Regions from separate parts of the Homo sapiens genome. Here regions 1 and 2 are each linked to region 3. Evidence: chromatin contacts called from ENCODE Hi-C data. All regions are on one chromosome and are shown on one strand. The core of a region is the stretch at or near the end of the contact, and the rest is flanking DNA. Distances in the headings are between cores, read along the strand shown. Region 1 overlaps LOC105375409 (a long non-coding RNA gene). Region 2 holds the start of CDK6-AS1 (CDK6 antisense RNA 1). Region 3 holds the start of PEG10 (paternally expressed 10).

The links. A loop is a pair of places that touch in the nucleus more often than their neighbours do. Pooled maps may share reads with other maps.
Region 1: a map of GM12878 shows a loop between it and region 3 (2.7-fold over the local background). The contact joins the enhancer-like site here to the promoter of PEG10 in region 3. A Hi-C loop is called at or near these places in 1 of 168 maps with a recorded cell type or tissue (GM12878), 3 of 37 single-sample maps with no recorded cell type and 15 of 50 pooled maps.
Region 2: a map of naive thymus-derived CD4-positive, alpha-beta T cell shows a loop between it and region 3 (16-fold over the local background). The contact joins the promoter of CDK6-AS1 here to the promoter of PEG10 in region 3. A Hi-C loop is called at or near these places in 1 of 168 maps with a recorded cell type or tissue (naive thymus-derived CD4-positive, alpha-beta T cell), 2 of 37 single-sample maps with no recorded cell type and 10 of 50 pooled maps.

What each region holds. Positions count from the first base shown.
Region 1 is chr7:95,687,176-95,691,235 of GRCh38, reverse strand. The region is part of intron 2 of LOC105375409 (a long non-coding RNA gene); the gene reads right to left. Among named protein-coding and RNA genes, the nearest start is that of DYNC1I1, 83 kb to the left of the region's middle. Within about 2 kb of position 2,140, at least 2 of the 41 ENCODE cell types and tissues checked have a DNase peak (open chromatin) inside an H3K27ac peak, as active enhancers do.
Region 2 is chr7:92,834,608-92,838,690 of GRCh38, reverse strand. CDK6-AS1 (CDK6 antisense RNA 1) reads right to left here and starts at 2,208. Exons shown (of 2, transcript NR_110088.1): 1 at 2,128-2,208. CDK6 (cyclin dependent kinase 6) reads left to right here and starts at 2,118. Exons shown (of 8, transcript NM_001145306.2): 1 at 2,118-2,213. RefSeq lists silencers at 1,816-2,175, 3,286-3,535 and an enhancer at 2,626-2,705.
Region 3 is chr7:94,653,693-94,657,674 of GRCh38, reverse strand. It overlaps PEG10 (paternally expressed 10), which reads right to left and starts at 1,350. Exons shown (of 2, transcript NM_001172437.2): 1 at 1,084-1,350. The coding sequence starts at 1,088. It overlaps SGCE (sarcoglycan epsilon), which reads left to right and starts at 1,542. Exons shown (of 11, transcript NM_003919.3): 1 at 1,542-1,685. The coding sequence starts at 1,577. RefSeq lists enhancers at 98-147, 1,417-2,194.

The sequences.
Region 1 (4,060 bases), core at 891-3,390, 1.0 Mb before region 3:
ATCTCATTTCCTGAGTGAGTGGGTTTAGGGGCCTGGAATTGCCTCAGGGATTGAGCAATTGAAGGCTACTGTTTGTCAGGTTAGGGTTTCTCTGGCTAAGAAACTCCCTTCAAAAGTTAAGAGACAACAGTCCTTTAAGGTGAGTTTTATTGCCCTCATTTTATAGGTGTAGCCTCTAAGCTCAGTCATGTTATGTGGTTTTTGCCTAAATCCACAAAGCTGGGGAGTGACAAAGCCAATATATGTTACCAGAGTCTACTTTTACCTCTCTATTCCACACTGATTCTCTGTGTGTGCCTTATATAAAAATAGTTTTGTTTGCAATGTCTCCATTATTTTTAGTAAAACTTTTACATCTAGCAACTCTAAGGGGAAAATTCATGCTCAATACCTGCCCTCTCCATGCTCCGCTGATTTCCTCTGCTAGTAAGAAAACAATTAAAAAACAACAACAACAAAAAAAAAAAAACAGGAAAAATTCTCACTTTGTCCTGCAGGTGCCACCCTCATCACAGAACATCTATTTCCAGCTTTATAGCACAGATCTCTCAGGGCTGCAATAGACCAGATATTCATAGAAAATGGAAGAAGCTGGTTCATTCAACTTATGCATTTCACTGCCTGGATCAGTAAGATTGGTGTATTTTTTTTTTTTTCACTGCCTGTTGTTTCACTGACTCTTCCGCCCCACAAAAAAAGCACCAAGAAACAAGCTGAAACATTTCCGTTTGTCCTGTAGGTGCCACTGTAACCCTGGGATATTTCTTTACAGATCTGCAACTGGTTCTCTCAAGGCTGGAAAGGATTAGAAATTCTAGAAGATGGAGTCTAGTCTACACACAATTCAAACTAAGGACCCCTCACACCCCGCCCCTGGGTTTAGAGTTCCATAGCTCCAACACAGAAGTGAAATCGTTTCCCCTGGAATCTTTTCACTGCCTGTTTTTTAACTGTTCTTTAGCTTGTAGGTCCTAATGAGAAAATTTAAAAATTTATATTCATTTAGTTTTTGAATAAGTAATGTTTTCATATGGCTCAAAAACAAATTAAAATGATAAAAAGAATATGCTAAAAAATTTCCCTTTTACCTATTACATATCAAAGGTTAGCAAAGTTATTAGTTTCTTTTATACTTCCAGAGACCATTTTATGCACATACAAGCAAATACTTTAAAAGCAACTTTTTATTTTGCATGATAATGTACTATAACACCTTTTTTTCTGTGTCTTAATTATTCCATATAATACTATATCTTGGAAATCCTGTATATCAGTACATAAAAATTCCTCTTTGCCCCCACCTCTCTAGCTTTGAAGTATTCCCAGTTTATGGATACACCAAAATTTATTTACCCAGTTCTCTATTGATGAACATGTAAGTTGATTGTTTTGCCATTTAAAATAATACTGAAATGAGAAGTTTTGTATAGGGTCCATTTTGCATGTGTGTCAATATACCTAAATATATCTGAGAATTCCTGCTGAATTTCTCTGCCAGTCAGAAAAAAATAATGAAAAAACAGAAAAATTCTCACTTTGTCGTGCATCTGAGGATACATGTATTTGTCATGTTTACGGGCATTTTCAAATTGCCCTTCACAGGGCTTGTACCAGCTTGTGCTCCTGGCAGCCATGTAAAAATTGTCTATTTCCCAAAAGCTTGGCCAACACAGTATGTTTTGAATTTTTGCCAATCAATCTGAGAGTTAAAAAAAAAAGTTGTATCAATTATTTTCTTATTATTATGAGTTTGAGCATCTTTTGGTTTAAGAGCCATTTGATTTAGAACTGTTTTGATTGCAAGCAATAGAAAGCCGCAGTCTACCTGGCTCAAGCAAGATGTTTATTTTCTCATCACTGAAAAGCCTAGATGGAGAATGTCCAATGGGCCTTACTCCAAAGGCTTAAATGTCACCCCCGACTGTGATTTCTCTTTCGCACTCTCGCTCTCATTCTCTCAATCTCACTCTCACTCTCACTCTCACTCCAGCTCCCTCTGTCTTGGCCCTGTCCTTAGACAGGCTCCTTTCCCCTTCATTCTCGCAGCTCCAATCTCAGCAGAGAGATCTTGCTTGCCCTGAGTCTCTCTGACCTGAATTGAACAGGATGCAGTGTTCTGACTGGCCAGGCCTGAGTCATACAACCACTTCTGGAGCCGGGGATAGAGCCAAAATCACTCAAACTAGGTGAATTGAGAGATGTGAGAGGCATGGATTCCAGGTGTCCAACAGAAGATCAAAGTGACATTAAATGTAGAAAGACAACTAAGCGCTGGCTTGGCTAACAACAGAGGTTTTAGCTGTAATTCACACCTTCAACAACACACTGTCCCTTCTACTCTCACATATCCCTTCAAAAACGCCAGTGCCTACCTAATGAAGCCATAATTAGATACCATGGAAAGTGCACTTTCCTCTTCTCAGAGGGAGACCACACAAAGACTTATCTAGTTATAGCTCCAAGTCCAGGATTTCTGGGTGATTCTTCTTAGTCAGGCCCTGGTGTGGTGGTTCCTTCTGGCTCAGCAAACTATGGCTCCAATATAACCACAAATGCAATACATGAAGGGACAGAGAAAGAATAGGATAATTATCAAAAAAATCATCCATTTGATAAGGAAGAGAATGGGAAGCAGCAAAAAGTGTAGCAATTCCTGGTGCGTAGCAATTCCCATGATGTGTAGGACTGGAAACACAAAGTATCCTGACCTGGAGGTGATGTGAGCTCCTTAGCCAATCTGGCTGCCCTGATGAGTTCTCCACAAGGATCTCCTTGTCCCTTATCTTCCGTGGCCCTGACGAACTCTGGGTGATGTAGCCCACAGGTTTGGAGGCCTCCTCTGTGGACTACATCTCTTTAGCAGCTCACTTCCTGCTGGGATAGGTTTGGGGCATTTAGGATTGTCTTAAGGGTTGAGTACTCACAGGCCTTTGTTTGCCAGGTTTGGAGTTTCTCTGGTAAAATAAGTCTCTTAAAACACTGAGGCATTAACCTGTAATATAGACAGCATATTTCACATATTTCAAGTAGACACTATAACTCAGAAATGTTAAGTTCCTTTACCTAAAGCCATACAACAGGGGTATAACAAAGAGCAGGTGACAAAGCCACGATGTTTGTAATCACGGGTGTTTAGCTCTAAGGTCTAAGCTTCTAATATACTGGTATAAAAATTATGTTTGCAGTAACTAGCAACTGTAACGTCACCTCCTTATCTCTGTCCTCCTAAACTTTGACTCCCCCTGCTCCACAAAAAAAGCACCAAGAAACAAGCTGAAACATTTCCGTTTGTCCTGTAGGTGCCACTGTAACCCTGGGATATTTCTTGATCAGCTCTGCAACTGGTTCCCTCAAGGCTGGAAAGGATTAGAAATTCTAGAAGATGGAGTCTAGTCTACACACAATTCAAACTAAGGACCCCTCACATCCCACCCCTGGGTTTAGAGTTCCACAGCTCCAACATAGAAGTGAAATCTTTTCCCCTGGAATCTTATTTCATTTTTGAATCGGTTGTGCAGTTACAGGGTTCAAAAATTAAAATGTGCAAAAACGTCTTCATTGAAAAAGAATCCCTTTATCTCTGTCCCTTTTCTACCAAGTTCCTCTACGTAGCCTTTGCCATGCTATTCCACTTTTTGTATATTCTTCCAGAGATTTTAGTGCACATGCAACTAAACATGAACATAGATTCCTTCTCCCACCCCTTTAAGCATAAATTACAGCAAGTTCTTCATATTCTTTCCCTGTATTTTTCTAAACAGCTATATATTATAGAGAACTTTCCATTATCAGTTTCTAAAATTTTTTTTATTCCTTTTAATGGATTCAGAGTTTTCCACCATGTAAATGAAATCACTTCTCCAGTGATGAACGTTTGATGCTTATTGTTTATTCTTTGGAACAATGCTGAATAGCCTTGTACATGCCTCATTTCACAGGATTGAGTATATATCTGTGGGACAAATTACACAAAAGCATAATTGCTGGGTCGAAAGATACATATATTTGCATCTTAACAAATATGTTTAATTTGCCTGCTTCAGGAGTTGTTAAACTGCTC
Region 2 (4,083 bases), core at 959-3,458, 1.8 Mb after region 3:
ATATAATTAAATAAAGTTTCATTGTTTTTTACATTGTCCAAATGATCTAGTAACCTAAATCATGGAATTTCTGATCTAGCAATGGTTGTTGTCAAATTCAGTAACTAAAAATTCAACCCAGTGTAGAAAAGACACTTCTCTGTTAATTTAATATTTGTAGCTTACTATTTTTTTAATAAATGATTTATTCAAATAAATTCTAGCCATGATGTGCTGCTTCCTATTTGCTGGCAATTATTTCTGGATTATATAAACATGTTAATTACCAGCAAGTAAATCTTGTTTTAAAAGGCAAATGATAAGTGTGAACAATTATCAAAATGGAGGATTCCCACTTGTGTCTCTGGCTTAAAGTCTAATTAGTGACTTGTAGTGATCCAATATTTTTATGTAAATATAAAATCTAATGATTTGCCTTCTTAAATTTATAAGGTATATGAGATTATAGATAGCTTTATAAATACAAATTTTGTTCAGAAAACTGGATCTTATTTTAGAAGACATGCTCTTAACACAAATGTATTTTATGAATTATCTTAAGCTTAAAGACATACAATTATTCACTTTTATTTTTAAAGAAAAAAGTATTATAATGCATTGCAAAATATGTGCTACTGAAAATGCATCAATTTTTATTTCCCTAGCCTTACCTCACACTATAACATAGAATCAGTTTTATAAAGGCAAAAATTTGATTTACTGTGAGATTAGTAACATGGTTTTAAAGTCAAAAGATTTATAGAAGTAGTATTTCCAATTCAAACAGAATTTTGCCAGGTTTTAATTTTTCTACAAAGCACTTAAGTAAATAATTTTGTGAAAAGTTTTGCTTTAAGATGTTTTAAAGGGTTTCAAGTATTCTACAGATAGAGATTTTGGGGAGAACACCAAATTCTTTCCAAAAAGACAGCTATTTCAAGTTTTCTTTTACTCCATTGTAGAAAGTTTTAAAGACTTTTTTTTCTCCAAAATCTAATTTTCACCTGAAATAATTGTATTCAAGGGTTTCTCAGCAGGTAAAGTATACATTCTTACAAGGTTTCAAATTTCAGATTTCCAATAATGCATTTAAACTGAGCACTCCTCTTTTTGTGTATGTATCTACTATCTGCAGTTCTATTATTTACACTAAATTTTAGTCTTTTTAGCTCCTCTGAAATACGTTAGTGAACCCTCAGCAGTTACTAACCACTTAATAATTGTGAGCCCGCCAGCCCCTTCAAGTAGATCGTTAACCATAAGAGTGCCTGACAATTTCCAAACCATATCCTCTGTCTAAAAGGAAAAGATAGGGCTTTGTGAGGCAGAAAGGAAGCGAAGGAAAACAAAACAAATGTAGCTCATGCTGAAAGTGAAAAGTGCTTGGATAGATTAGTATTTTCTTTTCTGCAAGGCATCCTGCCAAACTTTTTCTTTATTTTTTTAAGAGAAGAGTTATTTTTTGGTCTGATTTTTCAGTTTCTTGGAAAGTATTGGTATTTACCACCCCCATTGGCCGCTCATAATTATTGTTGGTTGTTTTGTGTTTTTCCCATCCGTCCACGTCACACAGTGAGGATGCCCCCCGCTTCACCCTGTCAAAACCCCAACTCTGGGCGACCCTGGGTTTGGAAACTCCGCCGACTCCCGACGACACGTCCCACTCTCTCCCACTAATGCCGCTTATTTTAGTCGCAGGATCCCCCTACTACAGTTTCAGCGAAAGCCGGAAATTTTCATTTAACTCTCCCCCCCACCCCCACCCCCACCGCGCCCTTCTAGCCCCCGACTCGTAGAAGGGAGCTAGGGAGCCCGGAGCTCGGAGCACTGCCGGGACTCGGCCGCCTCATTTCTCTCCGGAAGGCTTTAATTTGCACACTTTCTTGCCACTGCGCCACGAGCCCCCAGCCCCGCCGGGGGGTGGGTCTCCGGCAGAGTTGGCTTCGCGGGTCCCTGCCCCCACCCCGCACGGTCGCCCCAGCTGCCTCCCCGGCTGGGGCCCCCAGCGCCGGCCGGAGCCCAGCGGCCCCCGTCCGCCCCCAGCGAGCGGCGCGGGCGGCGCCCTCCGCCGTCCCTCCGCCCTCCGCCGCTGTGCCCACCCCCTCGCCGGAGAGAGTGCTGGTAACTCCTTCCCCAGAGTCTGATTACCTGCTCCGCGAGGCCGCGGACACGTGCGGAGAGCCGACTGACACTCGCAGCCCCCTCGGGAGGCCCGACGCGACTGGGCCCCTCAGGTGAGGAGCTGTGCGCTCGGGTGGGTGGGCTGCGGGGTGGGGGGTCCCGGGGGAGATCTGGGGGATTGGCCGGGGTCCGAGGCAGAACTGTGGGTGGGGTAAGTGGAGGGTGGCGGGGGGTGGGGGGGACCTGTGTTTCCTTGGAATCGGCTTTGGTTAACCCCTTACGAACTGAGACGGGATTGGTTATGGGGGCCAGTTTTGGGGAGCTAGAGGATTCTCCTTATCTGATGAGAGGGGGAGATCCCAGCCTAGGGACACCCGCGACACCGAGATCCTGCTTCCACGTATCCGTACGCACACACACCCACACGGAACACGCCTCATACAGTTTCTCCAAACGGAACTGGAACTCTACTCGGACACTCACATAATAATTCACATTTAGGGTTTAAAATGCACTGCCTCTAGGGACTCCATGCTGGAGAATGTGCTTGCATTTCCCCCTCGAAAACTCCCTCTCCAGCTCGCTGAGGTGTGGGTGTGGGCTCCACCTTCCCCTCCACGAGATAAATGTTAACGCAGGCTTCCTGCGGGCGTGTTATACACAGAAAAGTGCACGCAGCCGGCCAGTGCCCAGGCTTGGAGCCCCGCGAAGACGCACGTTTGCTGTAGTTTCCAAGTTTACTTTTATAATTTAAAATATTGGAGTTAAACACACGCCCCGCAGTGAGCAGCCCTGGTCCCCGCAGCGCGCCCGTCCGTGTGCATATGGGCGCATCTGCGTGTGCGCACACGCGGGAGTCGCGGTCCCCGGTGTGGCCTCTTGTCGCTGTGCTGGTGGCGACCCTTGTGGTGCTTGGCAGGCTTCGGGAGAGGCGCATGAAGGATTTCATTGAGTGTGAAGACAGAGAGCAGAGACAGAAAGCAGAAGGAGGCGGCTGCAGCCTTTGTAGTCGCGGAGGAATGCGGAAATGTTGAAGCACTATGTCAAACTTTTTTTGAAATGGGGTCAAGTCACATTCAGCCAGCGTGGGAAAGCAACAACAACAACAAAAAAAAGTGGAGGAGAGGGGGGGAAAAGGCATTGCTGCTCCCGTTTCTCTCCGCCGAAGCCGACCGTCTGGGGGGCGAGTGGGGGGAGAGCCAGGGCAGTGCGGGGCCCGGCGGGGGCAGCAGGCGCAGTTCCCTGCGGGGGTGGGACGTCCCCGACGCTTCCTTCGCTGCGGAGCCCGGGGCTAGACTCGAGCGGGAGGGGGTTGGGGGGATGCAGGACAGGCGGGTTGGGCGGCCGGCGGCGGCTCCCCGGCTACCTGTGTGGCCCTCGACCTGGCTCAGACCCCCGGGCAGTCCCTGGGGGCTCTTTCCTCGGCTTTTAAGGAAAGTTCTGAATGTAGTGAGTGCCAGAAGCTCTGCTCTCGCCGCGGTCCGCTCCACCCGCTCATCGTGGGGGTCGCGCCGTTTGTTTAATTCCTGGCAAAAGGCGAGCGGGCCAGCGGTTGCGAGGCAGGTAATTCCGAGGTGCCCCGGGAATTCCGGACATGCGGCCGTCGTGGTGAAAGTCCTGCCGAGGCCGCGGCGGCCCTGGAGGAGGGAGGCCCCCTAGGTCCCAGATAGCTGCTGAATGGGGAGGGAAAGTTAGGGTACCCTACTCTGGCGCTTTGTTGTGCAGAGGGCTCCGGGGGCGTCCGGCTGCAGACTGGACCGGGCCTTTAGCCGGAGGGGGAATGGGGCAGCCACCTCTGCTACCTACAGCGGGGAGGTCCTGGGAATGGGAAAAGGTTCGCGAGTCCGGGCCCCGAGGACAGAGACCTTCTCTCTCACCCCTGGAGGCGCAGGATTTAACCCCCCACCCCCCACCCTTTGAAAGGGAGGTTGAGTTTTGCTCAGGTCGAAATCAGTTTAAAACTTAAGGACGAGGCGCGATTAT
Region 3 (3,982 bases), core at 101-2,600:
GTTTCCACAAACTGTTGCTGGACGCTGATTCGCGCCACCACAACTACACCGCCACTTCAATCAAGCACAAGTAGGCAGGCAGCCTGCTCTGCCATCACCAAAAGATTCCCATTTCCACTCCAATCAGTGCCCCTCCACTCCACTGCTATAGCGGGAATGGTGTGGGCAGAATGTTAAACACTAATTTTTGCCCGGGGCTCCATTTTGTCTACCAGCACCATCATGCGAGAACCGTCCTGCAGAAAAATAGAGTGGGAGCCATTCCAAAAGGTGAAAGGGTGGGGTCCTGCTCCAAGAAAACAGAGGAATTGTACTCCGCAGCTCATGTCCCACTACGGCTGCTTTATTTGTAGCGCAAACGGTCTGCAGCTCCTGTACCTCTGCAGCTCTTACCACTTTGTAGTGCATCTTAGGTGTGAATTGTTCCGCAGCTCATGTACCTCTGCAGTTCATGTGCCTCGCAGCGCAATGAAGCGCTGTTGTCGGGCTGGCTAATCGCATCGTTTTTGTAGCGTTTTTTGTAGTGCTACTCTTCTGCAGCTCAGATTTTGCAGCGCATGTAAAGCGCAATTCAGTTTTCTGTCTGCAGCTCCTATATCGCTGCTCCTCGTTCTGGATTGTAGCGCCACTGAAGCGCCCATCCGTCAGTTTGTGGCACATAAAGCGCCCATCAGTTTATAGCGCAATGAAGCGCCAGTTGTAGCTCCCATCAGTTTGTCGCCCGCGTGAAGCGTGCTTGTAGCGCATCTGAAGCGCCAGTTTGTAGCGCATTTGAAGCGCTTATCTGTTTGTAAAGCATGGCACTTGGTAGCGCATTTGAAGAGCAAATTGCAAATCGATCTATAGCTCCTGACCGTCTGCAGCTCATCACTGTCCGCAGCTCATCTCTGTCTACAGCCCGTATCTGGACTTGGTCCTGGAAACCCAAGCCTTTAAGGCTTGGTTTCCCCATTTGTTTTGGGGTACAGCCAGTGAAGGCGTGACAAGTTTTGCGTGGAGACATTCTGGGGTGCTACTCCATCTCCCGCAGCTCCCGATAAGCACGGGGAATGAACGTGATCTTTAAAAAAAAAACGTCCTCACCGCATACTCACCACGCGAGGACTCCTCTGCGAAGACAGGAAGGATGGGGTCCCACACCTGAGCCAGGCGCGGTCTCCACTGGGTGCTCCGCAGCCCGGAGTGGCTCCGGACGACAGCCCGCTCAGCGGACCTTTCGCCAGGCTCGGTGGACCTTCTCCGCTGTTCTCCTCAGGGCGCAGTCAGGTTTCTTCGACACACACCAACCGAAGTTGAAGCGCGTGTACCAGGAGCGCAGACTGTGAGCCTTATATAGGTTGCACCGAGGAGGGGGGCGCCAAATCCCAGCGTGCTCCGCGGGCTAGGGGGTGGAGGGGGGTGCGGGGATGGGGGATGGGGGTGGGGGCGGTGGCCACGCTGCAGTGGCCCGCCGCTAGAGGGAGTACGGGATTACCGAGGGGGTGCGGGATGCTGATGCTGAACTGGCCAAGCTGGGAGGGAAGAAGAAAGGGAGGGGAGGGGAGAATCGAGGACGGACGGCCTAGCCAGGCCAAGAATGCAATTGCCCCGGTGGTGGGAGCTGGGAGACCCCTGTGCTTGGACGGGACAGGGTCGGGGGACACGCAGGATGAGCCCCGCGACCACTGGCACATTCTTGCTGACAGGTTAGTGGCCTGCGCGCGACGTGGAGGTCCCGGGGCCAACAGGCCGCCGCCTCCCCCTCCCCCGCTCGGGTTCCGGGCGCCTGAGCGCGCCCTTTGGGCACCAGCCTCTCTTTCTGTCCCGGACCCCACCGTACCCCTCCTTCAGTACACCCTGTACCCCATTTCCCCGGCCCAGCTTCTCTCTCCCCAGGCTTGACCCCTGGCCTTTTTTTCCTCTCCGCGCCCCCGCGGGCCCCTCCCTGCTCTGCGGGCGCAGAAATTCCATCTCCAATTCCTGTTCCCAACATCCCCCTCCCCGCCCAGCCCCAGGGTAGTCCTCTCCCGATCCCTGTAGCAAAGAGCTGGGGGTCGTTGCCTGTTTTTCTGGGGGGCCCGTTTCCCCGCGATTGGGCTCTGCGACCGCGATGCGAGCCAAAGGAAATGGGTGTCAAGCTGCGTCCCCGCTACACAAACACATCTTTTTTCCTTTTCTTGATAGTGGTAGAGAACACAAAAATGTGACATTTAAAACACCGAATTTCCCCCTCTTGCTAAGTGCATTTCTCGGTGACGGAAATCTCGGTTTTCTTCGGTTTTACGGAGCAGGGAAGCGGAATCATGAAATGCTGGGAGCTAAACAGGGCGTTCAGGTCAGGGTTAACCCCGGCTGGAGGCCAGAGATGCTGCCGTACCGAGTGCGCTATTTCCAGAAACCAAAACCAATTTAAAACAGCTGTGGATGCTTCCAGTGTGTTTGGCGGGCTTTGAAGGCTCCCAGCTACCGACTTTTGGTGGCGATTACGAGGTTTACACAGAGACCTTGCTTCCCTTGCAACGTTACATTTTCCTAAATCTTGTAGGGTGAATGAATGCGTTTAGTCACGGCAACCGCACGTTTAATCCTTTCCAGCGGGTTGCCGAGATTCGGCCACAAATATTTGCGTGCATTTGTACTATGAACATATATATTTTATGTCAGGGAAAATTGCAGTGGCTGATAAGACGCTAAAATTCTGATGAGGAAGGATGCTAAATAAAACCTTAACGCGGATTCCCATCTAAGCGCCTCAGTGTCAGGTGCTTGGGAAACTGACAATCTGTTGATGATCTTAGTAAAACAAGTTTAAGTTAAAAGGGAAAACCAAATTGTCTACAGCTGAGTTAGGTTTCTGAAACACAGATGAAACGCTTTCATATTTGAAGAGCAAAATTGAGCACATTTTAGTAACATTGCTACGGATTATTTTATACTTGGAATATCAATAAGAATTTGACTTATTGTCATAACAACGTTGCAGACACCGCACTTTAAAAGAGAGCCTTTCTAGGAATAAACAAAACTGTAGCCCATTTACTGAGATTTTACTTTTTATTAGAAAATGCCCACTATCCGGAATATGAATGAATGAAATGCAGCTTTTTAACAAAGACATTTCCCTAGGAAGTTGGGTAAACACAATTATACTTTTTAGAAGTGCCTTTTAATTTAATCTTTAGGATGTTCACCCTCTTCTGCAAGATAGAATAATTCCAGGATTTCTTATGCTTGGTAGAGTACTGTTCTGGTGACCGCTGTCAAATTCTTACCAGTTTTGTTTGTTTGTTTAAATTCGAAAGTTACTTCACCTAGTTAACTGAGACATTATTTTTCTAAAAATTGAGATTTAAAACCAGTATAGATGAAAAGCAGGAAAAATTAAAGTTCAAAAATCCATCTTAAGACTTTAAAAGTTTGAACAAGTTTGAACCAATTTGATTTTTTCATTTCAAAATGCTAACCAGGACTTTTTTTAAAAAACGTAATTAGTATTTTACCATAATAAAAGTAATTTCAGGTCATTGTACAAAATTCAGGAGAGAAAACCCTAGAAAACTCTAAAGAAAAGGTCACCTGTAACCTATTCACCCTGCAATAACACCAGTAAACATTATAGAGTCTGCTTTTTCAGACGTTCTCTATGCATATATAGGTAGCTATACAATAAATATTTTTCATAGGATTGCAGTTAAATACTTTCTAAAAGTTAAAAACAAGATCAAATTAATTCTCCTCGATTATTTTCTTTCCAAAGAGCCTTTAAATGTTAAATAACATTAAGTTTGGAGAGCTTTCTTTAAAGGAAATAATATTAATTTTTTAATTAAAATTTTAAATGAACAACCTTAGTACATAAATATTTAAAACCAGAAAACTGAGAAGAATTTTCTCCCATCTCACTATTCTAACATATTGTAGTTTTTTATTCCTCTACATATGAAAATATTTTCACTTTGCTTAGAAATAGAATTTTCTAAGGGAAAAAACAGCATCAATATAT